Regions from separate parts of the Homo sapiens genome. Here regions 2 and 3 are each linked to region 1. Evidence: chromatin loops called from intact Hi-C (ENCODE). Cell type or tissue: PC-9. All regions are shown on one strand. Links, peaks and the distances in the headings refer to the core of each region. The heading gives the core; the rest is flanking DNA.

What was found. Hi-C counts contacts between places; a loop is a spot of excess contacts. Peaks named below come from ENCODE experiments on the same cell type or tissue, not always from the same donor. Only the 100,000 strongest peaks of a DNase experiment are listed, where the experiment ranks them.
Region 2: it touches region 1 in a loop (25-fold over the local background); 2 of 110 quality-filtered maps call a loop at or near these places.
Region 3: a loop joins it to region 1, with 7 times the contacts of the local background. A loop is called at or near these places in 3 of 110 quality-filtered maps.

Annotation. Positions count from the first base shown.
Region 1 is chr4:142,348,909-142,356,908 of GRCh38, reverse strand. All of the region lies in intron 7 of INPP4B (inositol polyphosphate-4-phosphatase type II B), which reads left to right. Among named protein-coding and RNA genes, the nearest start is that of INPP4B, 490 kb to the left of the region's middle. In PC-9, for the core only: a CTCF peak has its summit at 3,624 (motif pointing left); a DNase peak (open chromatin) is centred at 3,548; H3K27ac peaks cover 3,129 bases.
Region 2 is chr4:142,609,823-142,620,546 of GRCh38, reverse strand. All of the region lies in intron 2 of INPP4B (inositol polyphosphate-4-phosphatase type II B), which reads left to right. The region is part of intron 2 of LOC101927613 (a long non-coding RNA gene); the gene reads right to left. Among named protein-coding and RNA genes, the nearest start is that of INPP4B, 230 kb to the left of the region's middle. In PC-9, for the core only: no CTCF peak of the experiment used is centred there; DNase peaks (open chromatin) are centred at 5,056 and 5,676; H3K4me3 peaks cover 926 bases; H3K27ac peaks cover 3,636 bases.
Region 3 is chr4:142,468,598-142,479,321 of GRCh38, reverse strand. The region is part of intron 2 of INPP4B (inositol polyphosphate-4-phosphatase type II B); the gene reads left to right. Among named protein-coding and RNA genes, the nearest start is that of INPP4B, 370 kb to the left of the region's middle. In PC-9, for the core only: a CTCF peak has its summit at 5,747; DNase peaks (open chromatin) are centred at 3,471, 4,731, 5,441 and 6,061; H3K4me3 peaks cover 5,392 bases; H3K27ac peaks cover 7,600 bases.

The DNA of each region.
Region 1 (8,000 bases), core at 1-8,000:
AATCAATTTTTAACTCAATGTGTAATCCCTCACCCCTTCCTGCAGGATGAGGGCTGGGGCTAAAAGCTCCAAACTTGTAACCATGCCTTGGTCTTCCTGGTGACCAGCCGCCATCCAGCATCCCACCAAGAGTCACCTCATTAGAATAAAAGACCCTCTGATCACCCAAAAAGTTCCAAGGAATTAGAAGCTCTATGTCAGGAACTGAGGCCAAAGACCAAATAAAAGGACAAAAGATGCACCTAACACTTCTATCACTCAGGAAATTACAAAGGTTTTAGGGTTCTGTGCCAGGAACTAAGAGCAGAAACCAAATATGTTATTTGTACTACTTCACAACTGAAACCTTACTAACTCAAGAGCAACCTTTTATCCTCCCAGCTCCTCATCACTCCTGCAGGTCCTGGTCTTTGCTCTCCTGCTAACCAGGATCCCCAACCCTTGAGTTCTGGATGGAAAGCTATCCAAGCTTTCCTCACATTTCCTTCTCATATCATTTCAAACATTTATATAAGATTTAGATTTCTCCCTTACTTGACCCCTGTCTCTGAGAAAAGTAGGCCACACATCTCTGTACATTCTCATTCTTACACAGTTGAATTACCCTTTCTTATTTTCAAATCAACACTCACTGCTCTCCTCTCTCCCTTTTATCTAGAATGCCTTTCTCCCCTGGCAAAAGTTTTACCCCATCTTTAAAGGTATTCTGCCAATATCACCTCCTTTGTACATTTTCTAGATTAACTAATATAATCTTTCTCTTTTGAACTTGTATTGTAATTTGTACCTTCTGTCCAGCACTTTATCATTTTATACATTGTAAACCAATTGTGTCATCCTATTTTTTGCCCTTATCAATATGAAAGATTTGGGGAGGATAAAACTACATAGTTCTAATTTTTTGTAGCCCCAGTAGTATCTATTGGAGTATGTGGCATTTTAAAAATAGGTAATCTTATTGAATTCTGTTCATTTCTCTTGAGGTTAAGAAAAGACTCAGTAGTTGAAGAAGTGATCAAAGCTATCCTTATGTTAAAAAAAAAAAAGGCTTCTCTCCATGAAATATATTGGCCTATCTGAGGATCAAAGCTTTGACTTCGTTCATCTCATGCTCTGATAAGCTGAATTGCTTCACAAAGTTTGCATGATTAACACTGCCTGCCTTAAGTGCTTTAGTCTTGCCAGAAACTGGTAAATTTTGAATATCCTTTGTGTTGTTATATAAAGATTCTCTGTGCAAAAGTAATTGCTTTCCTCAGCTAAGAAGGTCATGACTTTTCATAGTAGATAAGAATATGTGCTTAATAAATAAGCTGACCAAGTCTATTTTAGTTTCTATGAAACATGCCTGTGCCTACTTTTTTCTTCATTGTTGATTGTGGGTTTAGTGAGTGCCAGTTATGATGTAGAAATTGTATAAAAGCATAGCATTGGCATGGGTTTGATTTGTCAGAAGTCAAAATACTGAAATATCTGAATAAATAAATTAATGACCTGTAACATCACTTCTATCCTTAAATACATATTCTGGTGGGGGGAAAAAAAAGAGCAAATCTGCATCTCATTCAACTTCCTGATTTCTCTCTGTTGTCCGGATGTGTTAGATTAAATACGACCACAGATTCTTTGCAGCTCCTCCTATAAAGAGGTGGAGTCTATTTTCCCACTCTTTGAAACTGATCTGTCCTTGTGACTTGCTTTGATAGAATGCAACAGAAGTGATATAATGTGGCTTCTGAACTTCTATTTTAAGACGCTTTGCAGTTTTTACTTTTGCCTTCTTGGAATACTTCCAGAATCATATAAAAAGTCCAGGTGAAAGTTTGCACAGAGAGAGAGCTTCGCAGTTTTCAGGGCCATGCCAGTCATCCTACTGAGGCCCTAGGCATGTGAATGAAGCCATCTTAGAGTCCCAAGCCCCACTCGAGCCACGAGCCACAAGCTATCTGAACCCCATGAGTGAGCCCAGATGAGACAAACATAATTGCCTAGTCAACTCACAGAACTGTGAGAAGTGATAAATCACCATCAAGCCATTAAGTCCTCGCTTTGTTATACAGAAATAGATAACTAGCCGTATGTTAGTTAGGTATATTTAGCTTGTCTCCCTAATCTCTGGAATATGCGAAGGCAGAATTTTCCATTCACCTTTCCCCATTATGGCAAAGCACATAATAACATCTAAAATAAGCTCAAAATAAAGGTCATTCCAATGAAAGATTGGACCTTGCTAAGTTTCAGTTTTCTAACTAGTGAAGTAAAGCTATTGGATTAAATACAATTTAGGATTCTCTTTGTTCTACCTCCCATAACACCAGCTCATTTTGTTAGATGAATTCTCTGGAAGAATTGGAACTAATGATTCTATTTTATTTTTTGTCTTCCATCTGAATTGTTCTGGCCGGTTTATTCCTTAAATGCCCAAGATAGATAAAAGGTACCGAATGGAAATAGACAAGAACTCCAGGTCTGTGGGGGACACAAGAATCTTCCACTCTGCTTTTCCTGTGAAAATTCTGTTCTTCCTACATATAAATGAGCCGTACTCATCCAAACCTGTGTTTGAATTGCACATAGTTATGGGATAAAGATCTGCTGGCACATTCAGGAAGATGATCTGTGCTTCTACTGAATTTTTAGGTGTAAGAGTCAGCATACACATTTGCTGAGCCCATGTCCCAAGGCTCTGAGAAGGTTCGTGGCACAAGATACCCAATATGCTAGATAAAAGGCAGATTGTGACTTTGCTATTTAGATTTGTCTGCTTAGGTGGTTTCGGCTATTGCATTTGAGATCTTTGCAGCTGACTGGTTGTATGCATTTGACTTGAATTTTTATGTGCTTGCTAGATGTTTTAGGTTTTGCTCTGTGACCTTGAACGGCATTATGTCAATTAAATCACACAGTGGGGAAATGACTTAGACCACCAAGAGTTATTGAACAAAATTTCATTTAGCATTGGGAAAAAATTGTTGAAGATAAAAACTCATAGAATTTTGGAATCAAAAACATTTTAGAAACCATTTAGTGAGGAGAGTGGGACTCACAGAACAGGGTGATCTGCCCAAAGTCACTAAGCTAGGTAATGGCATTCTGTGCAACTTTAAAATAAACAAACTCTATACTATTTGCAAATGCTATTAGAAATTAGAGAAAGATCTTGGGTGCTGTGATATTATGGGCAGTGCACCAAAAAGCCAAATATTCCTTTGTACAATATTTATCTTCAAGGACATGGACATAAGTGGCTAAGCAAAGGCAGCAATCAGATAATCCTAGATGCAGTTGTATATGCATCTGTATGTATATATGTATATGCACGTATATATACAGAGAGAGAAAGAAAAAGTAGTTTGCCAGGGCAGAGATTTAGTCTGATTGCCACCTATGGAAGGCATGGAGAGTCTGAGAAGAGAAGTTATTGCTTATGCTGACCTTTTAAAAACTTCTGAAAGCTTCAGTCCCACAAAACATGGTCCAATCAATGTCCTGGAATCTGACCAGTTGGATCATTCTCTCTTAGGGGAATGGAATTTTTTCCTCTTTTCTTGACTTAGCATTTAGAAAATCTAAGGGGAAGAGCCTAGCGCTCCCCCTAGAGGCTAATATTTATGCTTGCAACTTAGAAAGCATTGCAATATAAGGTTCTGTTTTCAAAGTCTTGAAACTTTCCTGAGGAATATATTATCACGCTCTCTATTCATTACCTGTAGACGTTTTAATAAGATGAAAGTAGACTATTCACAGCTGCGCCTCATTAATAAAAGGTTGAAGACATCGTTTTTTATAATGGACTTTTAAAAAGTACGCATTTAGTGGCTTTTTACCTTTTAATGCTTTTTACCTTTTACCTTTTATCCTCGGTGGTAGCACATTGGGCTTCTATGTTCCAAAATACAGATAATCTCTAAAGTCAAGTGACAGGAGTTTAGTTATATGGGTAGTGAGCTGAAAAAACACCACCCTATATTTCTAAGTGACTATATTTGTAACTGAATAGGCCACTTGTCATCAGCTAAAGTTTCCATGGATAACGTAGCATGTGACTTTTATAGGATATTGCCTCCTACACAACAGGCTGTATTCAGTAATAAGTACAGGCAATTCGGATGCTGTTATAATATTTACCATGAATTTCTCAAGGCAAATCCTGATAATATTCAGTTTATAAGAATGAGTGTTTACACTTTCATAGGTGTTTAATTAACAAAATGTAATTAGAGAGGTGGAAGGGTTTCTGTTTTTCTCATTTCTTACTTTGTTCTCTGTTAGTGGTGTGCCATAAACCCCCAAAAGGGAGCTGAAGTATGATCCTATTATATTAAAGTAGCAAGTGAATTTGTTAAACTCCTGGTAAGACATGTACACATATGGGTTGGGAATATTTTTGGTGTAGAAAAGTAATATATATATATGATATATATTAATTTATAATTACAAATATCATTTTCACATCATACAGAATATGATAGGTACTACAGATATAATTGTACTTTTAATCTATGTGTGTGTGTTTCAGTCTTGAGGACCTGGAAGCAAATGAGGAGAGAAGAAGGAAAGTTGATGTATTATTTTTGTAGCCTTTGTTTTCACTTTCTTTTGTTGTCTTAATACTGCCAATTGTGGAAGAAAGCCATTTGGGAAGTATTTGTGGTGCTTTCTTCAACTTGATTAGGCTTTGCTGCCAGGGCCTTCGTTGTACTATACAGGAATTCCTGTGATTTTCAGGAACACAAAGCGGTCTTTAGAAACACATTCGCTGGGCAGACAGGAGGGAAAAACACACTATTTGGCCAACCAGAGGAAGAAAGCTCATGTCTGGAAAATTTTACTGAACACCCCATCAGGAAATTCATTACTTATATTCTAAACAGCAGCTTCCGAGATCTGTTTTTATATTTATAGAATATCTGGCAGCAAGCAAATGTAAAAGAGAGCTATATTACATTTAGTATTTTGCTTTTGCTTTTTCAGTTCCACTTTTAAAACTATATAGGAAATAATGAGCTCACAAGTATTGTTTTGGCATTCTTCAATGTGCTCACATTTAACAGATCATGACCATTTATTATACTACAAGAATAACAATACATTTTAACCCCAACTCTTAATACTATTAGAAATTATTGAAATTGAAGAGCCTTGATGTGAAAATTAAGCTGGGGCTTTGTACAAAAGATCTGACTTTAATAGCCATGTTCATCTTGGCCAACTTATTTATTTTCTACGTTTCTTGACTGGATATGTAGAGCATTTAGGAGAAGAATTTTATTCAGTGTCCAAAAGGAAGTAGTTTCTATGGAAAAGGTGCTATAAATGGATTTGATAACTGAGTCCAAGTCCCAGGTTTTTCTCTTATCAAGTGATTAACAAAATGTTACCCTTTCTGAAATGGGGACAAAAATGCTTTCTCTAACAGCCCCTATAGGGTGATTGAATCAATCAGGGTCCATCAGGGAACAGAAACCACGCCAGTTATTTGAACATAGATATTAAATGTAAGTAACTGTTAACTAGATATAAGATTGTTGTTAATAAAATCAATGAAAGGGTAAAAGAGAACTACAAATAATCACAGAAGTGGCAACTGTAGGATGCAGCTTCCAGCTCTAGAGGTAGGGAATAGAGAGAAGACTTTGGAGTTATTAAAACTTAGATCTTGGAGGAAAGGACTAGTAGAGCTGAAATTTATCCCACTAATGGTGAACTTGGACAAGACCCATAGACCTGAAATTCATTCTGCAGAGGGAACATGGGTCAGGCTAGCTCTAGTATCTCTGAAAGCCATGCAATAGTACTGCAAATGTTGGAAGTATTGCAAACTGGTTTCAGCTGCTATTACAGGAAGGAGCAGCTGCTCCTTGGGCAAACAAAACAGCTAGGGTGATGCTGTTAGGAATAGCAGGCAGTCAGCTAGCCCATAGGAAAACAATATTTCTTCTTTCTTCACCAGGCTTTTCAGTTTCCATCTGGGCTCCCTGTTAGAAGAGCCTAACATAGAGCCATCAGAGTCAGGATAAACATGGTTTTGAGAGTCTCAGCCATAGCATCACAATGAAGTTTACAGAATGGACAAATAGATTTGGAGCTGAGAGATAATTTCTTGCACAGCTTTATGTAAAATGCTTTCCAATGTAGACAAAAGTAAAGTATAATTTTGCAGTGTAAAGGTAGAATTTTATTTTCATTAACATTTTTGCTCTTTTAAATCTTGGAAAATAACAGTGGCTTAGACATTCTTAAATGACTTCTGTGTTGTAAAATATCTTACCAATAGCAGGGTACTTGAAATTTACACCACACGAGGCCTTTTGGTTGAGGCTCAATGGTTTATGAATAATATACTTATTCTGCTATAGTAAAGTAAGGATTAGAACATTAATGCAGAATGAGGTAAACCTAGGGGAAGGGGAAATGTGGTGAGAATTTGAATTACATTAGTATTGGTGGTGTGTAAGGAAAACTGATGTAGGTCTTAGTTTTTTGTTTTACCAAAGAAAATAATTGGAAGAATGATCACCAAGAAGAGAGAGGTTGAATATTATGCATTATACACTCTGACTTATCTTTAAATTATCATATAGAAGTGACAACTGCAACATGGACAGCAATTATTGAAGAGAAAATGGTACAACAATGATTCGATTTCTATTTTTTTGCTCAAATAAAGCAAGGACATACAATATGTTCTTGAAGTACCATTACAAATTACATCTCTGAACACTCAGAGAAAGGCTAATAGTGCAGACTGTTCTTAATAGTGGAAAGCAACATACAATTCAAGTTCTTCAGCCTCATATCTCATGGTAATTTTCTTTCTTATGTCTTATTGCATTCTAAGCGCCGAAGAGGTAGCTTTGATTGTGGTGATAATAGTCTGTGTCCTAAAGCAAGACTATTTTTAAGGCAATAGAGTACCTTTTTAGAAAACTCTTTATCTCTGTCATACATTAAAGAGAATAAACAGATATTCAGTGGTTTGATAGTGGCAGTAATGATGGATTTTTTTTTTTTTACAACTTATCTGACAGTATTGGTTTCAGAAAGATCTGGAATTACTTGAGCATAAAATTCTTGCTTTGTCTATTTTAAAAACTATAGCTGACAAATAAGCTCATGTGTGATTCTTTGATTCTTGGGGAGGGAAAGAATCTAAAGATGTGCCTTTTATGAGAACAGCTCTTGATATTACATTCAGATAGTGATTAACATTCTTCCTTTTCACAAAATTTCTGTTTCAAAGAGAAGAGTATTTTGTGGATATATAGGAAATCTTCATAAAATATTTTATTTTCATAAATTATTGATGTCAAAAAAGGCCTGTATTTTATATTAAACTGAAACATTCTTCACCTTTGCAAGAAAATGGAAAAGCTGATCAATGAGATTCTACTTACATCTAAATCATTCTCCAGTTTCAAACTATTTGCTAAGAGAGTGGTTGGACTTTGATTCTCTTAGAGGACCACTTAGTGCTAAGCTACTATAATAAAGTAGATCTTTCTTCCTAAGCATCTAACTTACAAAGAGAGAGTACTACATGCAATACAGACAAAAATGAAGCATCCCTTTTACATTATCTTTCTTTCCACTCATTTGGAAAGTAATTCATAATATTTCTTTTATCTCTCGTATATCAGTTGTCCTTATTCTCTGGGGGGAAATAAAAAGAAGTATGCTGACAATGACCTATCTTCTGTGGTGTTAAAGTTTATACAGTATCTAAGTTAAGACAGATTGCTGATAATTGACTCAAGTTAATTTATTTTAGCTTAGATTGTAAATAAATGACCATTGCCATGATGATCTTGGCTACTAAACAGACTATGTAGCAGTATCTAATAAACAGGCAAATGTGATAGAAATTTGGAAGAGAAATAAGAAATCTCTCTTTCCAAAGGAGTGTAAAAATACTGGAAAACTAACATCTGCTCCAACACTCTTCCTCATTGGTGCTGGCAAGGCTGAGCTGTAAATACCAGCTTCCCATAACATCATCC
Region 2 (10,724 bases), core at 1,049-9,048, 260 kb before region 1:
TAGGTAGTTTATCGATCCTCACTCTCCTCCCCCACTCCATCCTCAAGTGGGCACGAGTGTCTATTATTTCCTTCTTTGTGTGTGTGTGTACTCAAAGTATAGGTCCCATTTATAAGTGAGAGCATGCAGTATTTGGTTTTCTGTTCCTGCATTAATTCACTTAGGATAATGGCTTCCAGCTCCATCTATGTTGCTGCAAAAGACATAATCTCGCTCTTTTCTACAGCTGTGTAATATTCCATGGTGTATATGTACCACATTTTCTTTATCCAGTCCACAGTTGATGGGCATTTAGGTTGATTCCATGTATTTGTGCTTGTGATTAGTGTGGTAATGAACATATGTGTGCATGTGTTTTTATGGTAGAGCTACTTACGTTTCTTTAGGTATATACCCATTGTTGGAATTGTTGGGCCGAATGGTAGTTCTGTTTTAATTTCTTTAAGAAATCTCCACGATGCTTTCCACATCCCCAGCAGCAATGTATGAGAGTTATCTTTTCTCTGCAGCTAGCATCTGTTATTTTTTGACTCGTAAAACCCAGTTTCTTCATCTTTAAAAAACGAGGTTAGGTTAAATTAGTCCTACTACTCTTACTTGGTTTTAAATTTTAGGACTATGATTCTGTGTTAAATCATGTGAGCTCAAACATTTCAGAAAGTATCCTTACTTTGTGGCAAAATAAACGTATCTCTCTTCCTTTCCTTTCTTATCCACTCCTGAGATATAATCTCTAATCTCATATTCATTTCTCCTTTTGGGGGGTATTCCTGTGGTAATAACACTTAACATGAGATCTGCCCTCTTAACACATTTCTAAGCGGATAATACAGTATTAACTGTGGGCACAATGTTATACAGAAGATCTCTAGAACTTAATAACCTTGCATAACTGAAACCTTACTCCTATTGGATAGCAATTCCCTATTTCCCTTTCCCTCTTATCCCCTGGCAACAACCATTCTACTCTCTGGTTCTGTGTGTTTGAACCTTTTATATAACTCCCTGACTCTTTTATATAACTCCTTTAAGTAGTATTATCCAGCATTTATTCTTCTGTGACTGGCTTATTTCACATAGCATAATGTCTTCAAGGTTTATCCATGTTGTTGCCTATGGCAGGATTGCCTTTTATTTTAAAGGCTGAATCATATTCCATTGTATGTATATACCATATTTTCTTTGTCCCTTCATCTGTCAGTAGACATGTAGGTTGTTTCCACATCTTGGCTATTGTGAATCATGCTCAGTGAGCATGGGAGTGGAAATATGTCTTTGAGATCCTGATTTCAATTCCTTTGGATAAATATCCAGTATCAGGATTACTGGATTATATAGTATTTCTATTTTTAATTTTTTTTTTTAGGAATCTCCATACTGTTTTCTACAGCAGCTGCACTGTTTTACATTCTCAGGATGGCACAAATAATCAGTTTCTTCACATCTATGCCAATACTTCTTATTTCGTCTTTTTCGATAAAAACCATCTTAAGAGGTGTAAGGTGACATCTCAATGTGGTGTTGATTTGCGTTTACCTGGTGATGAGTGATGTTGGGCAGCATTTCATATATCTGTTGGCCTTTCATATGTGGTCTTTGGAGAAATGTATATTCAAGTCATTTGCATATTTTTATTTGGCTGTTATTTATTTATTTATTTATTTATTTATTTTGCCATTGAGTTGAAGGATCTATTTTAGATAGTAATCCCTTATTAGATATAGTATTTGCAAAAAATTTTCTCCATTCCACAGATTGTCTTTTCATTTTGTTGATTGTTTACTCTGCAGAAGCTTTTTAGTTTGGTATAGTCCCATTTGCCTAGTTTTGCATTCATTGCCTATGCTTTGGTGTCATATGCAAGAAATCATTGTCAAGACCAATGTTATGAAGATTTTCCTCTATTTTTTATGAGTATTACATAGTTTGGGCTTATTTTTAAGTGTTTAATCCATTTTGAGATTTTTGTGTGTATGTGTATAGTGGAAGAAAAGGGTCCAGTTTTATTTTTTGCATGTGGGTATCTAGTTTCCCCAGTGCTGTTTGTTGAAGAGACAATTTGCCTTCCCTTTGGCATATCCTTGACACCTTTATCAAAAATCAGTTGATCATACATGCGTGAGCTTATTTCAGGAGTTCTCCATTCTGTTCCATTGGTCCATATGTCTTTCATTATGCCAGCAGCATACTGTTTTAATTAGAATAGCTTTGTATTATATTTTGAAACCAGGAAGCGTGATTTCTCCTGCTTTGTTCTTCTTACAGTTGTTTTGGCTATTCAAGGTCTTTTGTAGTTCCATATAAGTTTTAGGGATTTTTTTTTTCTATTTCAGTAGACAGTACCATTGATATTTTGATAGGTATTGCATTGAATCTGTAAATCAGTTTGAGTAATATGGACATTTTGACAATATTAAGTCTTTCAATATTCATTTCTTAATGTTCCCCATTGGATATATTACTATAGCACATGAAGTATATAAAATCTAACTTTCTTTAATTCCCTTTAAAAAGGATGATTTGAATTACCATTCCATCATTGTAATGACATTTAGCCATAATGCTTCTTAAGTATGATATTTTTATTGATAAATTATAATAATTTGGACTAGCTCATTTCAACAAAAGGAGACAAAACCTGAAGAGTGACAAGTGACTTGAGAATCTCCAACTTTTATGCTGTTATCTCTATTGCATTGCCTGGAAATTGTGTTAATTCAATCCAGCTTGGCAAGGTGAGAGATGCTAAGCGTATCCTCTAAACAGGGTTTTCTATAGGATTTATATTGTAACTATTTTTTAGCAGATGACTTAATCAGGGATATTCTCCCTTTTCATCTGTGCTGTTTTCTCTGAACTCCAGGAGTCATGTGCTTGGGAAGCAGACAGACAGTGCCTAGGATAATGCCAGCTCGTTGTTTATTGCTCACGGGCTAACCTTTATGAAATTAATGGCAGCGCCTTCTCTCTTTATGTTACCCAAACTCATGTCCCTTCCACTCTAGGTGTGAAGATTGTGCTAGAGGTGTCTCTCCAGCCGTGAGCTTTTGCCTCTGGTGCTGTCCTGGTCTTGCTGAAGGGAGGGGAGATTATATTCTGAGCAGCAAGCAATGGTTGCTGCCCTTGAGCATTTTGCCTCCAGCTGTCATCCCTGTGACCTAAGGGAAGGTGGGTGCAGATCAGCTATGCATGTGTGTGAGTTGGAGCGAATGTATGTCAGCTATGTTCATCTTTCCACAGCCAGGGAATGGATGAGATCTGCCTTTTTTGTGTGTCAATTTGTCAATAGAAATAGTGCGGCTGTAGGCACAGAGTATTCTGGTAGGCTAGAAACTCCTGATATTCCAGGAAAGCCACTGAATAGAATAAATGATAATGGGTTAGGAGTGTGAGGGTTCTCAGTTTATGCATGTTTGAGCAAATAGAGGGTTTATTTTTTAAATTTTTATTCTATTTTTTTAGATCTTAGAGGTAAAAGTATAGTTTTCTTACAAGGATAGATTGTGTAGCTGTGAAGTTCGGGCTTTTAGTGTGCCCATCACCCAAATACTGCACAATGTACCCAATAGGTAGTATTTAATTCCTCATACCCTTCCTACCCTCCCCACCTTTAGGAGTCTCCAGTGTCTATTATTCCACTCTGGCTGCTCATATATACCTGCTCTTTAGCTCCCACTTACAAGTAAGAACGTGTGGTTTTTGGCTCTCTGTTTCTGAGTCATTTCACTTAGGATAATGGCTCCCAGTTTTATCCATGTTGCTGTAAAAGACAAGATTTCATTCTTTTTTATGGCTGAGTAGTATCCCATGGTGTATATATAGCATATTTTAAATTCAGTCATCCATCAATGGACACTTAGGTTGATTCCATGACTGCTATTATGAATAATGCTGCACGTGAAAAGATGCTCAACATCTTCAGCTTTCAAGGAAATATAAATTAAAACTAAAATAAGACAAAAATGTATGGTCACCAGAATGGCTAAAATTTAGAAGTGTTGGGGTACAAAAATAATTCCCCAAAATATGGCTCTTTAACATGCTAAGCACCTTAAAAATTGAGAGGTCTCAGAACATGCTAAGCGCCTTAAAAATTGAGAGGTCTCAGAAATAAGCTTCAGAACTACTGGCTTTCTCCGACCTTGTCTTGCCTCCCTCTCTCTGATCCTCTTTACAGAAGCACTGGGAGATATCTCTCTGAAGTTTCTTTATCTAAGAAAGCTTATTTCCAAAAGAAATGTGTTATGTTTTAAGACTCCCTCTCTAGGAATCTCATCAAATAACTGGGAAAGATAAACTACCAAAGAAGAGAAGAAACTGGGAGTCATCACCACACTGAGATAGACATTTCATCCATTCCGAGGGCAGCACCAAGAGATTTCATTGGGTGAGGGTTGGGGGGCTTTATCTGCATAAAAATGTCAATCTTTGTTTTTATGTAGTTCTGCCCCTCACCTTGTCCATCTAGCTTCCAAATAGAATCATTTATAAAATAATATCTAACACCTGAGTCCATACATCTCTCCCATATAAAGAGATTATTTAAGCCTCAAACATATGGCCCCTCTTTAAGTCTCATATTTTGTATATGACTTCTGTGTTTAGGCACATTATGAATTTGTATGCCTTTTTTTCTCCTATTAATATGGCTTTTGTCAGTTTATTTTCTGTGAACCTTCAGTGGGCAGAGAGGAAGCATTCTCTCAACCCCTACGAAAAAGTTAAACTGTCAAGTTGTAAACTAAAAATAAAATCTTAAGTCCCCCACTGACTGAAGACACACTTTCTTGGCCAAGGGGACCTCAGAAAAACCTTAAAAACTGAATTCCCAGCCATGATGGGAAGGGAGGTCAGACGTACCTTGTTATACCCTTTCCCTTTTGGAGTTTAGGCACAACTGACTCGCATTAATAAAAAATTAATAAAAATAGAGATCATGAGACTAACTAGGTGGACTCTTCGTGACAGTAAGATACTGAATCACAAATAGGACCTAAGGCCATGCCAGACAAGGGCTAACTCACACATCCCTACAGGTCACTCTGACCTAGTTTATTGGTTAACAGACTTCCTTATCTTAACTTAAAACATTCCTTTCTGCTGACTCCAAATTTGTAGACAAAGCTTTACTCCTTTAACCAGTTGCAAATTAAGGAATCTCTTAATCCACCTATAACCTGTAGATATCTATCTTTTTGGATCAAATCAACATATAACTTCCATGTATTGATTTATTACTTTGCCTGTAACTCCTTCCTTTCTAAAATGTATAAAACCTCCTCCCTTTCTAAAATGTATAAAACCAAAGTGCAGTCTAACTTCTGCAGATGCACTTTCTCAGGAACTCTTCAGATTGTGTTCCTCGGTACATAGTCAGTCATACTGACTCAGAACTAACCTTTTAAAATAAAAATAAATAAACAAATAAAAAATGAATAGTGCTGCGATAAACTTACAAGTTCAGGTTTCTTTCTGATATAATGATTTCTTTTCCTTTGAGTGGATACTCAGTAGTGAAATTTCTGAATCAAAGGGTAGTTCTATTTTTAGTTCTTTAGAAATCTCCATACTGTCTTCCATAGAGGTTGTACTAATTTAGATTTCCACCAATAGTCTATAAGCATTCCTTTTTCTCTGCATCCTCACCAACATCTGTTGTTTTTTGACTTTTTAGTAATAGTCATTCTGACTAGGGTAAGATGGTATCTCATTGTGGTTTTAATTTTCATTACTCTTAAGATTACTCATATTGAGCATTTTTCCCATATGTTTATAGGTTACTTGTATGTTTTCTTTTGAAAAAATGTCTGTTCATGTCCTTTGTCTACTTTTTAATGTGGTTGTTTCTTTTTTGTTGAGCTGTTTGAGTTCCTTTGGTTCTGGATATTAGCCCTCTGTCAGAAGTATTGTTTTCAAATATTTTCACTAATCCTGTAGGTTGCCTGTTTACTCTGTTGATTATTTATTTTGTTATGCAGAAGCTATTCAGTTTAATTAAGTCCTACTTCTATATTTTTGTTTTTTGTTGCATTTCCTTTTGAGGACTTAGTCATAAATTCTTTGCCTAGGTCAATGTCCAGAGGAGTTTTTCCTAGGTTTTCTTCCAGGAGTTTTATAGTTTCAAGTCTTACATTTAGGTTTTTAATCTATCTTTAGTTATTTTTATATACTGAGAGATAGGAGCTCACTTTCATTCTTCTGTATATGATTATCAAATTTTCCCAGCATCATTTATTGAACAGTGTGTTCTTTCCCTAGAGTATATTTTTGACAACTTGCTTGTAGGTATGTAGCTTTATTTTGGGTTTGTTTGTTTGTTTGTTTTGAGACAGAGTCTTGCTCTGTCACCCATGTTGGCTGGAGTGCAGTGGCCTTCGCCTACTGCAAACTCCACCTCCCAGCCTCAAGTGATTCTCCTGCCTCAGCCTCCTGTGGGTTCTTTGTTCTGTTCCATTGATCTGTGCATCTATTTTTATACCAGCACTATGCTGTTTCAGTTACTATTAAGAACTTATCTTGATATTTATTTGCTACCCGTTCCTATAACCATCACCACTGTGTTTAAGTATAGGTTTGTATTAACTAAGAATCTTAGTATAACATGGTGGGATGCAGTGGAAGTTTGGCTCTTAATACAACAAACCCTTTCTATTTGTGAATTTGGCCTTGGAGGACTTACCATTTGCAAATAACCTTGAAGATCATGATATCTGATTTTTTACAATTTAAGGTATGTGAGTAATATGCACCATGAGGCTGATGTGTAGGACTAAGTTATTAAATGACAAGTGAAGCTAGCCAAGCACCCAGCATCTAAATATTAATCTTTTTTACATTCTCCATTTGTTATTGTATAGCTTTTTGTTAAATGATTTAAACATTTCTCTTTGTAATGTGATGGAAGGATATATTCACAGAACATGAGATTCTGGACAGAAATTATGTCTATGAAAAGTCAAGGGTCTTTACAAAGATATATGTGTTGTGAATTTTAGATTTCCCAAGGATCTGTAGCCATAGCTACACACTGAGAGTCTACTGCAGTATAATCAGTGTATGTATGATGGTAACTCATGAAATTCTATTGATTTCCAGATATAGATGACCTTGGCAGGAGCATGTAACAGTCTTTTAGTTTTGTAATCTCCAAACTATTTTATTGTATATCCTGTGAAAAATAAAGAGCATGCATTTGTTATCTTCATATTAATATATACCTTATAAAATGTACTACTCACAAATCTATATGTATCAGTTTCGCTTATGTTCAGCTGCATATTGCAGAAATAGTATTTAAAACAAATAGTAGTGTATTAAACTAGATGGAATTGTATCTCTTTTCCATGTGAAATCTGTAGATTGACAGTTAAAGACTGGTAGGTCTCTGATCATCAGGGAGAAAAGCTCTCTCTTTATTGAATGTCTGTTCTCAACATGGGTCTGCTCCCTCGTGGTACAAAGCAGCAGCCGGATCTCTAGCCATTACATTCACATTCTAATTAGCAGGAAGAAAGAAAGGAGAAAAAAGGCCATGCTTCCCTTTGAGGAAGTTTTCTATATGGCACTTACATTATTTCTGATTGCATATAGGGGCCAAAACTTAGCTAGAAATAGGTCCAGGAAATAATAACTTTTCGTTCTAAGTGACAACATATTGAGCTAACAGTCAGGGTTCTGTTACTAAGTGAGAAGAGTGCTACAGACTGAATGCTTCTTTTCCACCAATTTCATAGGGTGTTAAATCCTAACACCCATGGTGATATTTGGACATGGGGCCTTTAGGAGATGATTAGGTCATGAGGGTGGAGCCTTCACAAATGAGATTAGTGCCCTCATAAAAAAGGCCCCAGGGAGTTTTCTTTCCCTTTCCTCCATGTGAGGCTATATTGGTCGGTGCAAAAATAATTGCAGTTTTGCCATTACTTTTAAAAATGGCAAAAACTGCAATTCTTTTTACACTAACCTAATCTCAGGATTTCTGTAAACCAGGAATTGGGCCCTTACCAAACGCCAAATATGTTGGTACCTTGAACTTGGACTTCTTGGCCTTCATAACAGTGAGAAATACATTTCTGTTGTTTTTAAACTACTTAGTCTATGGCATGTTTGTTTTAATAGCCAAGAAGGACTAAGACATAAAGAATGGATATTGCAGTAGGCAAATAGCAGTCTCTACACACTATGTGTTAAATAATTGCGAGGCCTAATTACTTTCTTAGTTATTCTATAAAAACTAAATATAAGCAAGAGTCTTAATATTTTCTTTCTGCATACAAATGAATCATCTCATTTACCAAAGTATGGATCACTCACTTCAGAGGCAGAAGCAGCAGGGAGAGTGAGCTTCCTTTGCCAACTCCTTGGCTATTCCTAGAGAGCTGCAACCAGCAAACACTCCTCTCCTTCCTCTATTTTTTTCTCCTGAAGGTTGTTAATTGGGTGGAAGAGGGGTGATCACCATACCTGCATGTGCAAATAGGGTATGCAAACCTATTGAGGTCCAAAAAAATAATGCATGTAAACCTGTGTATGCTATACAGTGAGCTACAGAAACCTGTCCTTAAAGAGGGAACTTCCAGGCCAGATGCAGTGGCTCACGCCTATAATCCCAGCACTTTGGGAGGCTGAGGCTGGTGGATCACCTGAGGTCAGGAGTTCGAGACCAGCCTGACCAATATGGTGAAACCCCATCTCTACTAAAATTACAAAAATTAGCCAGGCATGGTGGCGTGCACCTGTAATCCCAGCTGCTTGGGAGGCTGAGGCAGGAGAATCGCTTGAACCTCAGAGGCAGAGCTTGCAGTGAGCCGAGATCACACCACCACACTCCAGCCTGGGTGACACAGCCAGACTCCAGCCTGGGTGACACAGCCAGACTCCATCTCAAAAAAAAAAAAAAAAAAAAAAAAGAAAAAAGAAAAAACAGAACTTCCAGAAGGAAAATTAAGTGTTTGAAAAGCCAATTTATTTTTTGCACACAAATAATTTTTTTTTTTACAAACGAAAAAATAAAAGATATATGTATTTTAATGTTAGGCCAGATAAAAGTGTTTAATTCATAGTTATGAGTATGTTATATACTTACCATTACTTACTTTTCCTTGAAGCTAACAAAACAAAACAAACAAACATGAAATATTACAGATGCTTATAAATACCAGCATATATTCTGGTATGGTTCGTGTCTGTGTCCTTGCCCAGATCTCACATCGAATTGTAACACCCAGTGTTGGAGGCGGAACCTGGCTGGAGGTGATTGGATTATGGGTGTAGATTTCTCATGAATGGTTTAGCACCATCCCTTGGTGCTGTTCTCCTGAGAGTAAGTCAGTTCTTGCAAGACATGATTGTTTAAAAGTGTTTAGCACCTCTCCTCTTTCTCTCTTGCTCCTCCTCCTGCCATGTAAGACGTGCCATGCCTGCTTCCCCTTTGCCTTTTGCCATGATTGAAAGTTTCCTGAGGCCTCCCTGGAAGCCAGGTGGATACCAGCATCATTCTTTCTGTATATCCTGCAGAACTGTGAGCAAACTAAATCTCTTTTCTTTATAAATTACTCAGTCTCAGGTATGTTTTTGTAGCAGTGCAAGAATGGACTAATACATATTTTGTGGTGGTCCAAGAAAGCTTTTGAACTAAGGTTTCAGCATCAAAATCCTAGTAGATTTAAAAATTGGTGAACCTGAATCTTATTTTTTTAAAAAATGATGCTTCCATTGGCATGCAACTTTTCAGTTTGTAATGTGTGGGTGTGTGTGTACACATACATATATATATTTCTCAGTTAATTTTCAAAAATATTCTCAGGGTAATAAGTTTAAGATCAATATAGAATCAAATAATTTCAAAGTTGGTGATCACGTGTTCTAAACTTTTGAGGTCCATAAAAATAATGCAGTTTTTCTAATACCACACAACTAATTAGGAGTATAGCTATAAACATAGATATAGGGAACACTCTGTCTAAATTTTTTTAATTTACAAATATGAAAAGCATATGCTGTTAAAATAAATGTCATTTTATTCTGAGTCTTATTTATTTATCCTCTTAATTTTTATTAAATATACAATCTTAACAGTGTTGGTTATATTAAAATTACACCATCTAATGCAGTAGTCACTACCCTCAGATGGCTATTTGAGGTTAAATTAATATATTATTCTGTTCTCACACTGCTAATAAAGACATAGCCAAGACTGAGTAATTTATAAAGGAAAGAGGTTTAATGGATTCACAGTTCTACATGGCTGGGAGGCCTCACAATCATTGTGGAAGGCAAAGGATAAGCAAAGGCACGTCTTACATGGTGGCAGGCAAGAGGGCTTGTGCAGAACTCCCATTAATAAAACCATTAGATCTCGTGAGACTTATTTACTACCATGAGAACAGTATGGAGGAAACTGCCCCCCTGATTCAATTATCTCCACCTGGCCCCACCCTTGACACATGGGGACTGTTGCAATTCAAGGTGAGATTTGGGTGGGGACACAGCCAAGCCATATCAATTGACTAACATAAAAAAATCTATATCCTCAATCCCATTAGCTAAATTTCAAGTGCTCAGTAGCCAGATATGGGTAGTGGCTACCATATCCACCAGTGCAAATTATACATATCCATCATCTAGAAAGTGCTATGTTAGAAGGCTATTCTATTCACTACTTCTTAGGAAATTATAATTACATTCTGTTTCAGCTGGTGCCTGGGAGTGTTATGAACAGTGAG
Region 3 (10,724 bases), core at 1,116-9,115, 120 kb before region 1:
CCAGCATGTTATTTTTTTGACATTTTAATAGCAATTCTGTCTCATGTGAGATGGTGTCTCTTTGTGGTTTTGATTTGCATTTTTCTAACAATTAATGATGTGGAGCATTTTTTTCATATGTTTGTTGGCCACAGGTATGACTTCTTTTGAAAAGTGTCTGTTTGTATCCTTTGCCCACTTTTTAATGAGTTTGTTTCTAGCTTGTAAATTTGTTTAAGTTCCTTATAGATGCTGGATATTAGACCTTTGTCAGATATATAGTTTCCAAATATTTTTTCCCCTTCTTTAGGTTGTCTGTTTACTCTGTTGATAGTTTCTTTTCTGTGCAGAAGCTCTTTGGTTTGATTAGGTCTCATTTGTCAATTTTTGTTTTTGTTGCAATTGCTTTTGTTGTCTTCATCATGAAAACCTTGCTGGTTATCCTCCAGGGTTTTTATAGTTTTAGGTTTTACATTTAAGTCTTTAATACATCTTGAATTGATTGTTGCATATGGTGTAAGGAAGAGATCCAGCTCATTCTATGAGGCCAGTATTATTCTGATATCAAGACCTGGCAGAATCACAGCAGAAAAAAGAAAACTTTAGGCCAATATCCTTGATGAACATAGATGCAAAAATCTTTAACAAAATACTAGAAATTGAATCCAGCAGCACATCAAAAAGCTAATCTACCATGATCAAGTAGGCTTTATCTCTGGGATGCAAGTTTGATTTAACATATAGAAATCATTAAATTTGATTCATCACATAAACCGAACTAAAAACAAAAACCACATGATTATCTCAATAGATGCAGAAAATGCTTTCAATAAAATTCAGCATCCATTTACATTAATAACTCTCAACCAACTAGGCATTGAAGGAATATACCTAAAAATAATAAAATAATACCTAAAAATAATAAAAGCCATTTATGACAAACTCACAGCCAACATCATATTGAATGGGCAAAAGGAGAATTCCCCCTGAGAACAGGAACAAGAAAGATTCCCGCTCTCATCACTCATTCAATATAATATGGGAAGTTCTAGTCAGAGCAATAAGTAAGAGAAAGAAATAAAAGTCATCCAAATAGGAAGAGAGGAAGTCAAACTAGCTGTTTGCAGGCTTTATACATCTATACCGAAAAAACTTCAGTCTCTGCCCAAAAGCTCCGAGATCTGATAGATAAACTTAGCTACATTTTAGAATACAAAATCAGTGCACACAAATCAGTAGAATTGGCCAGGTGCAGTGGGTGCCTATAACCCCAGCATACTGGGAGGCCTAGGTGAGCGGATTGCTTGAGCTCACGAGTTCAAGACCAGCCGGGGCGACATGGCAAAACCCCATCTCTACTGAAAATACAAATATTAGCTAGGTGTGGTGGTGCATACTTGTAGTTCCAGCTACTCAGGAGGCTGAGGTGGGAGGAGTCCCTTCTCTTTAATTTTTTGGAATAGTTTCACTACAAATGGTATCAGCTCTTCTTTATATATCTGATAGAATTTGTCTGTGAATCCATCTGGTCCTGGGCTTTTTATGTTTGGTAGGATTTGTATTACTGATGCAATTTCAGAACTCATTATTGGTCTATTAAGAGATTAAATTTCTTCCTGGTTCAATCTTGGAAGCTGTATGTTTCCAGGAATTTAGCAATTTCTTCCAGGGTTTTAAGTTTGGGTGTATAGAGTTTTTCATAGTATTCTCTGAGAGTTTTTTGTATTTCTGTGAGGTCAAGTGGTAATGTCTCCTTTGTTGTTTCTTATTGTCTTTATTTGGATCTTCTCTCTTTTTTCTTTATTAGTGTAGTAAGTGGTCCTTTATTCTTATTTATTTTTCAAAAAGCAACTTCTGGATTTATTTTTTTTTCATCCCAGTTTCCTTCAGATCAGCCCTAATTTTGCTTATTTCTTCTCTTTTGCTAGTGTTGGGGTTGGTTTGCTCTTATTTCTCTAGTTCCTCTAGGTTTGATGTTAGATTTTTAATTTGAAATCTAACTTTTTGATGTGGGCATTTAGCACTATCAAATTCCCTCTTAACACTGCTTTAGCTGTGTCCCAGAGATTCTGATAGGTTGCACTTTTATTCTTATTAGTTTCAAAGAATTTCTTGATTTCTGTGCTCATTTCATTGGTTACCAAAAGGTCATTTAGGAGCATGTTGTTTAATTTCCATGTAACTGTATGGTTTTGAGCAATTCTCTTAATATTGTTTTCTATTTTTATTGTGCAGTGGTACAAGAGTGTGTTTGGTATGATTTCACTGTCTTTGAATTTGCTGAGTATTGGTTTATCACCAATTGTGTGGTTGATTTTAGAGTATGTGCCATGTTCCGATGAGAAGAATGTTTTGGGATGGAGAGTATTCTAGATGGTATTAGCCCCATTTGGTCAAATGTCAAGTTCAGGTCTTGAATATCTTTGTTACTTTCCTGCCTTGATAATCACTCTCATACTATCTGTCAGTGGGGTTTTGGAGTCTTTCACTATTATTGTGTGGTTGTCTAAGACTCTTCTTAGGTATCTAAGAACTTGCTTCATGAATCTGGGTGCTCCTGCATTGGGTGTGTATACATTGGATAGTTAGGTCTTTTTGTTGAATTTGACCCTTTACCATTTTGTAATGCCCTTATTTGTCATTTTTGATCACTGTTTGTTAATGTCTGGTTTATCTGAAATTAGAATAGCGACCCCTGCTTTTTTCTGTTTGCTTGGTAGATATTTCTCCATCCCTTTTCTTTGAGCTTATGGGTGTCACTGCATGTGAGATGGGTCTCTTGTAGACAGCACAGTTGGGTCTTGTTTCTGTATCCAACTTGCCACTCTGTGCTTTTTAATTGGAACATTCAGTCCATTTACATTTAAGGTTTGAGCCTGTCCTTGTGTTGTTAGCTGGTTATCATGCAGACTTGATTGTGTGGTTCCTTTACAGTGTCAATGGTTTATGTACTTAAGTGTGTTTTTGTGGTGGCTGGTAACAATCTTTCCTGTCAAGATTTAGCACTCTCTTAAGAACCTCTTATAAGGCAGGTCCGGTGGTAATAAATTCTCTTAGCATATACTTTTCTGAAAAGTATCTTATTTCTTCTTTGCTTATGAAGCTTAGTTTGGCTAAATATGAAATTATTGGTTGGAATTTCTTTATTAATGCTGACTATTGTCCTCCAGTCTGTTCTGGCTTGTAGGTTTCAGCTGAAAGGTCTGCTGTTATCCTAATGGAGTTCTCTTTGTAGGTGACCTGTCCCTTCTCTCTAACTGCCTTCAATATTTTTCCTTTCATTTCAACATTGAAGAATCTGATAATTATGTCTTGGGGATGGTCTTCTGGTGTAGTTTTTCACAGGGATTCTCTACATTTCCTGGATTTAAATGTTTGCCTCTCTAATAAGGTTGAGGAAATTTTGTGAATGATATCCTCAAATGTTTTGCAAGTTGCTTACTTTGTGCTTCTCTCTTTCAGTGATGCCAATGAGTCATAGATATGATCTCTTTACATAATCTCATATTTCTCAGAGGTTTCATTCTTTCTTCTCTGTTGGTTTTGTTTGTTTGTTTTTTGTCTGAGTTAATTTAGAGAAACCGTCTTTGAACTCTGAGATTCTTTCCTCCTCTTGGTTGATTTTGCTGTTAATACTTGCAATTGTACTATAAAATCGTTGAAGTGGATTTTTGACTTCTATCAGCTCAGTTTGGTTCTTTCTTAAAATGGCCATTTTACCTTCTAGTTTCTGTACCATTTTATTATATTTCTTAGATTCATTGAATTGGGTTTCTTCTTTCTTTTGAATGTCGATAATCTTCATTCCAATCCATATTCTGAACTCTATTTCTGACATTTCAGCCATTTCAGCCCAGGTAAGAACCATTTCTGGGTAAGTAGTATGGTTGTTTAGAGGTAAGAAGGACACTCTGCCTTTTTGAGTTGCCAGAATTTTGCACTGTTTTTTTTTTCTCATCTGTGTGAGCTGATATTCCTTCAGTCCTTGAAGTTGCTGTCCTTTAGATGTTTTTTTGTTTGTTTTGTTTTGTTTTTGTTTTGTTTTTTGGGGGTTTTTTGTTTATTTGCTTTTATATTCTGTGATGCCCTTGCAAATTTGCTTGTGGTATGAGTTCAGTCGACTAGTTTTGATTCTATTCTACTCCTGGGTCTTGGAGGTGTCCCCTCCAGTTATTGTCTCTATGCCCAAATTTCTTTTATTAAGTGTTCTGATCAATGGGGCTCTCTCAGGCAAGGGCCACAGTTGGCAGACAGGCCATATCTTTTCTGGGTCAGTTCTAATCTGCTGTAGTTGTGCTTCCTGGGAGATCACAAGGTTGCACCTGCCCACAGAGTGCAGACGGAAGCAAAACTGCTGGTCTAGAAACTCTAGCAGGTGTGGCCTATCTGGCTATGACAGGTGGGTGTGAGTGGAGTTTCTTACCTTACCATCCAGGTGGTTTCTGGGGCAATAGGAGGCTGTGGTCTTTGGCAAATTTAAGTAAAAGTAAAACCACTGGGCTGGAAGCTCTAGCAGGTGTGGCTTGCCTAGCTAAGAGAGGTAGGGGCAGGTGGAGTCACTTATCCAGCCATCTGGATGTTTCTCCAGACAACAGGTGGCTGTGCTCTCCGGCTGAGTTCACATAGAAGTGGGACTGCCGGGCTGGAAGCTCTAGTAGGCGTTGACTGCCTGGCTACCAGCAGCAGGAGTCAGTGGGGTAGTCTGCCCTACTGTCTGGGTGTTTTCCTGGGCAACAAGAGGTTGTGCCCTCCAGCTAGGTTCACACAGAAGTAGGACTGATGGGCTAAAAGCTCTAGTTGGTGTTGCCTGCCTGGATACCAGCAGTGGGAGTGGGTGGGGTCACTCACCCTGTGGTTACTCACCCTGTGGTCACCTACCCTGCTCTACAGGATTTTCTCAGGACAACAGGAGGCTGTGCCTGCCTTCTGAGCTCAGACAGCAGAAGGATCACTGGGCTGGAAGCTCTAACAGGCATTGCCAGCCTAGCTACCTGCAGTTTGAGGCAAGGGCAGGGTCACTTACCCTGCTGTCTGAATGTCTCCTGGGACAACAGGAGGCTGCACTCACTGGCTGAGTTCAGACAGAAGAGGGATCATCGGACTGGAAGCTCTGGCAGGTATGGCTAGCCTGGTTACCCGTAGTGAGAATGGAGAGGGCCACCTGCCCAGCTACACAGATGTTTCCCAGGACAACAGGAGGCTGTGTCCACTGACAGTTCAGACAGAAGTGGAACCACTGGACCGGAAGCTCTAGCAAGTGTTGCCCACCTGGCTACTAGTGGTAAGGGTGGGTGGGGTCTCCTGCCCTGCAGCCCGGATGTTTCCTGGGACAACAGGAAGCTATGCCTTAAGGCTGAGTACACACAGAAGCAGGAGCACTAGACCAGAAACTAGCAAGCATTGTCCACCTGGCTATCCAAGGCAAGGGTGGGTGGGGTCACCTGCCTTGTCATCTGGGTGCTTCCCGGGATAACAGGAAGCTGCACTTTCCAGCTGAGTTCACAGGGAAGTGAGTCTGCTGGGCTGGAAGTTCTAGCAGGTGTTTCCCATCTGGCTATCTGTGGGGGTCATGGAGTCACCAGCCCTGCTGTCTGGGTACTTCCAAGGACAACAGGAGGTGGTGGCTGCCAGCCAAGTTATGGCAGAAGTGGGACCGCTGGACTAGAACCTAACATGGGACCTTGTCCAGTGAGCTGGGTGGAGCAATCTTACTGCTCTCAGGCACCAAACTGCGACCTCTGTTGGGGCTATTGTGCTGGTGATGGTCTGCTCTGGGGCCAAAGTCTTTTAGAGTTCCCCTTGCACTTTGAGAGTTGCCTCCAGAAAACATCTGCCTCAGTCTAGAAGCATGGTGGGGGGCCGTGGAGTGGGCCAAAGGGATGATCTCATTCCCAGTCTTGCATTTGTCCCTGTAGGCAGTGTGTATCCCCAAGAGGGGTCTTACTCATCCTTTTCCATTTTGGAGAGGTTCTGCTGACTCTACATTAAGCCCAGACAGGGTGGTGTCCTGCTTTGCTCCTTTCTGCTCTCTGCGTTCCTCTGCTGCCTTGATGGATTCTGATGTGGTTGCTCAGATGATCAGCCTGCAGGGTCAGTGTTCACTAGCCCTTTTGTTTCCTCTAGAAGTAGCACTTGTTAGCGGCTTCTAGTCTGCCATTTTGGCCTTTCCCCCAAAAAGGAAATATCAACTACAAATCAGATGACACTGATCAGTTTTATTAATTTTACTTAGTCATGTAGCTAATGTCCTAAGGGATCTAATCTTTATTAGAAATCAAGTCATCAAATGTTGAGAGTCTAAATTGTCTTTATTATTTAATTTATCTGAGAGACCTTGATTTTGTTGGTAACAGGATTTAGGAGCAGTACCAAGACTGATAATTGGTATTCCCAGAGTTCTAGTTTTGTGTAGTTTTTACTATTTTGTTTTGGGTAGCTACTTCAAGAAAAATTCATAAAGTAGAAAAGTTTTTCTTTTCAAAATACAAATGTCTGCATTTTGTATTGGATTCCAAATTTCCTTTTAAACTATGACCTCATGCAAGTTTGTATTCTTCTGATGGGGGGTCAAAGAAATAATGATCTGAAGAGATACAGTGCCTCTGATTTAGTAATTCACATCTTTGCTTTGGAGAAACAGGTGGCCTACGGAAATCATAGATTGATACAGACTCAAAGGAAAAAATTTGTGCAAGTAGGTATAAGAATCTTTTGAGATGGGGAGCTATGTAATAATTCTGAGGCACTGGTATTGGGGATCTAAAATGGGAACATAAAGAATATTCATATATTGGAGATACATTTGGGGAAAAATATTTCAGAAATATATTTTCTTTTTCAGTATTAAAGAGGAACTTTTAACAGTCATATAATCAAGAGACAGAATGTCTGCTTTTCTTCCAGAGATAGTACTTACTGGGTTCGGTATCACTGACAATGACAACTTGGTCAGGGTATGGGGTAAAGGTAATTGAAATAGCAGATGGGTAATTGGACACAATGACTTTTTTTTTTTTTTCCTACAATGATCTTTACAGTACTTTTGTAGCTTAAGATTCTGAGATATGCATTTTTTTCATTTGATGCTATAAGCTACTGAAGATAAATTAATTGTTCAGATTTTCTTTTTTTCTTCATAAATGTATTATTTTCTCTTTACTAAGTAAGACATACTTTTCCAAAGAATTTAAGAATTCCTAGAAATGTTCAACAAAGTGAAAATTTCACTGTAGTTTTGCCACCTGTACAGTCAGGTATACTCCAGCTAGTTTAAAGGAAAAAGGAATTCCTTTGAAAACATTAAGCAGGGTGAACTTACTCAATAAGCGTACTGCTAAGGCCCACAGTGCTTTCAAAATCTGAAAAAAAATAATTTGTAGGTTGAAAGATTTTTATTCCATATTAATATATCTTTATACCAATGCAGTCATAAAATATTATTATATAACATATACGTGTGTGTGTGTGTGTGTATACTATGGAGGAAGGGGCTGGTGAAGGCAAAAGTGCCTAGGATCCACTAAAATCCTAAAGAACAGAGGCTCAGGCTTGGATTGCGGGTGCTCAGGCTTGGATTGCGGGTGCTCAGGAGCTCCAACCCCAGCTAAATACACACGAGCACTGCTCCAAAGAAATCTCACTGTGACTGCTGCTAGCACAGGTATCTCTGCCTACACTGCTGATGCTGGGCCTCAGGGCAGAACCTCTGCCCCCACTGTCTTGACAGCTGGCAAAGGCGTCATTTCTCAGAATGGGTTGCCAGATGGATTCTTTTTCTGAGCTGAAGTCTTGAACAATGGTATCAGAAAAGCCTAGGCCATATATTTGTTCTGTATGTATAAGGAAGACTAAGAAGTGGATTTCTAGCATCCGTCTTGGTGATGTGTGAACTTGTAAGGTGGGATGTTTCCTTGACGTAGGAGAGATGTTCCAAATGTTTTGGACAGCCAAATCCACCAAACAAAAATAACTACTGCCAACACATTGACGTATTTGCATTTAGACTTTCTGGTATGCTAGGTTTTGTTTTCATTTAATGCTTTAAAAAAAAAGCTATAGCTGTAGAAACATGAACACTTACTGTGAGATAGGTATAGCTAACATTGTTTGAATTATCTATTTTGATCGTTAATTAAAAATAACAGCATTTGGTGATAGCCAGTATTGTCATTTTCCCATTTTATAGATGAAAAAAGCAGACTTAAAAAAGGTAACTTCTTCACGGAGATAAAGTTAAAGAATAGTAAGATGGAATTTTACACGGAGTTTTACCTGCTACACAAACCATAGTCATAAATGAGATATACAACTTTTAAATACAGCTTTTTACATTTAACATTTTGGTATAAGCCATTTTAAACTCTTCATTAACGTCTTTTTAATAGTGACCTAACATTCCATCAAATTAGTTAATGCAATTTATTCAAAGATTCCTCTATTGTTGAATATTTAGGATGTTTCTATTTCTTTCCTACTTTGGTCATATTGTGGTAACTTGTGTATATAACTTTTTTATACATTTAGGATTATTTCTCTAGAATGGAAACCCAAAATTAGAATTACTAGATCAAAGAATATGAAAACATATTTTGAGAAGCCAATGTCACACTTATTTAATGATGAAGAAACAAGCTCATTAATTTATTCAACATTCGACATATTTATTGCATGCCTCCCACATGCTGGCTGTGGTACTTGTAATATCATGATAAATATTTGACAGTCGTTTGTCTAAACAGCATTATTGTATAGTGGGTATTAAAATAGGATGTGCCTGAAATGAGCATCTTGTGCTAACCACATATGGTGAGAATGCCTCCTAGATTTTCTGGGACAGGGTAGGAACACTTTTAGAGTTCTTAGAAAATACTCTTGGGAATGTAGGAAAGTAGCATTCAAAGCAATCTCAAAATAGCATCAAGTATGAACTTTTTCTTCTTTGCCAATTTGTTAGATGAAATACTGTTGATCATTGTTTATAATGGTTATTTCCTTGAGTATTAATGAAGTTGAACATTTTTCATATGTTTATTCATGAATTGTTTCTTCATTGTGAAGCATCTTTTAAATATTTCTCATTTGATATTTAGTATTTGTACAAAATAGATTTTGGTATATTGCCTTTGTTGCAAATAATTTTATATCTGCTCCTATTTTTTTTTAAACTAGGGAAGTTTTTATGTAGCCCAATCTGCTATGCGTTTTCTTTATAATTTCTTCTAGCACTTATAAGCTTCAAAAGTAGAATTGACCCCTCCAAAAAAGTGTGAAAATTATCAATTCCATTTTTCTTTACTTTTTATTTTGTATTTTATTTGTATTTACTTCCATAATACATCTGGAATTTATATCCCTGTCTAATGGAACATAATTTATTTTATTCTAAAAGGATAGGCAACTGTCTCAACAATCATTAAATACTTCATTTCTTTTTTATAAATTTGTGGTGCTCACTTTATTATACATTGGGTTTAGGTTCGCTATCTATATGCAACCTTGGAGTCCTATGCCCATTTATATCAATTTCAATTGTAATAAAAATAATTGTTAATTTTTCCCCACCAGACATCTGAAGGAATTATATTGTCCCTTTAATAATTAGTGCAGTGCTTGGCATATGACAGGCATTATATATTTGTTGAATGAGCAAATGCATAAAATTGAATGTTTCTGGGATACCCATGTTTTCCCACTAATCTGTAAATCACTTTCTCAGCCATTTCTTCACTGTGTTACATGTTATGTCACAAAATATATTTTATCATTAGAGCAAAACATTTTATTAATATTCAGAATATTCTTTATGATCTAGAATACTTTCTTCAAATGAACTTTGGAAAATTTTAAGAGCTTCTAAAATTACTTTCATTAGAATTTTCATTGGAATTATACTAAAAATATAAATTAATTTGGAAGGAATTGATATTTATGCTGTAAATATTTCCCCACTTACACGTGTTACAGTTCTTTACTTCTCTTTATAGCTTCTTATAATTTTCCTTACAGAGTTATTCATAATTTCTTTATTGATTTTGTTGTTACTGCTGTAGTAATTTGGATTATTATAGCTGCTATTGGGAGCTGCATTCTTTTGGAAATTTTGTTTTCTATTTTTTGCTATTATATAGAAAAGCTATTGCTGCAAATTTACCTTGCATCCTTGAACTTTGAGTTATTTTATTAATTCTAATAGAATTTTTTTTTTTTTACAGTTTTTCTGTTGACCTGAAGGCTATGTTGAGAATGCCATTGTCAGCTTAATTCTACTTTGCCTTTACAATTAGGGATGGAAACTGAGCAACAACTATAAGATTTTTAAAACCTTTGGGAAATTAGATTTAATTTTAACATTTATCTTAAAAATAGTTTAATCTAGATTCTAGTAGCTATATGTGAATAATTTCCAAGACACATATTTTAATGCTGGACCTATTAGGGAACAAATGTATGGGTTCTCAGAACCCATGAAAACCTGTTGTCTTAGTTCATTTATATTGCTATAAAAGAACACCTGAGGCTGGATTATTTATAAAGAAAAGAGGTTTATTTGGCTTATGGTTCTGTAGGCTTTGCAAAAAGCATGGAATGAACACCTGCATCTGATGAGGGCTTCAGGCTACTTCTATTCATGGTGGAAGGGGAAGGGGAGCCAGTGTGTGCAGAAATTACAGGGCAAGAGAGGAAGCAAGAGAGAGCAAGAGGGGAGGTTCCAGGTTCTTTTTAAGAATCAGCTCTTGTGGAAACTA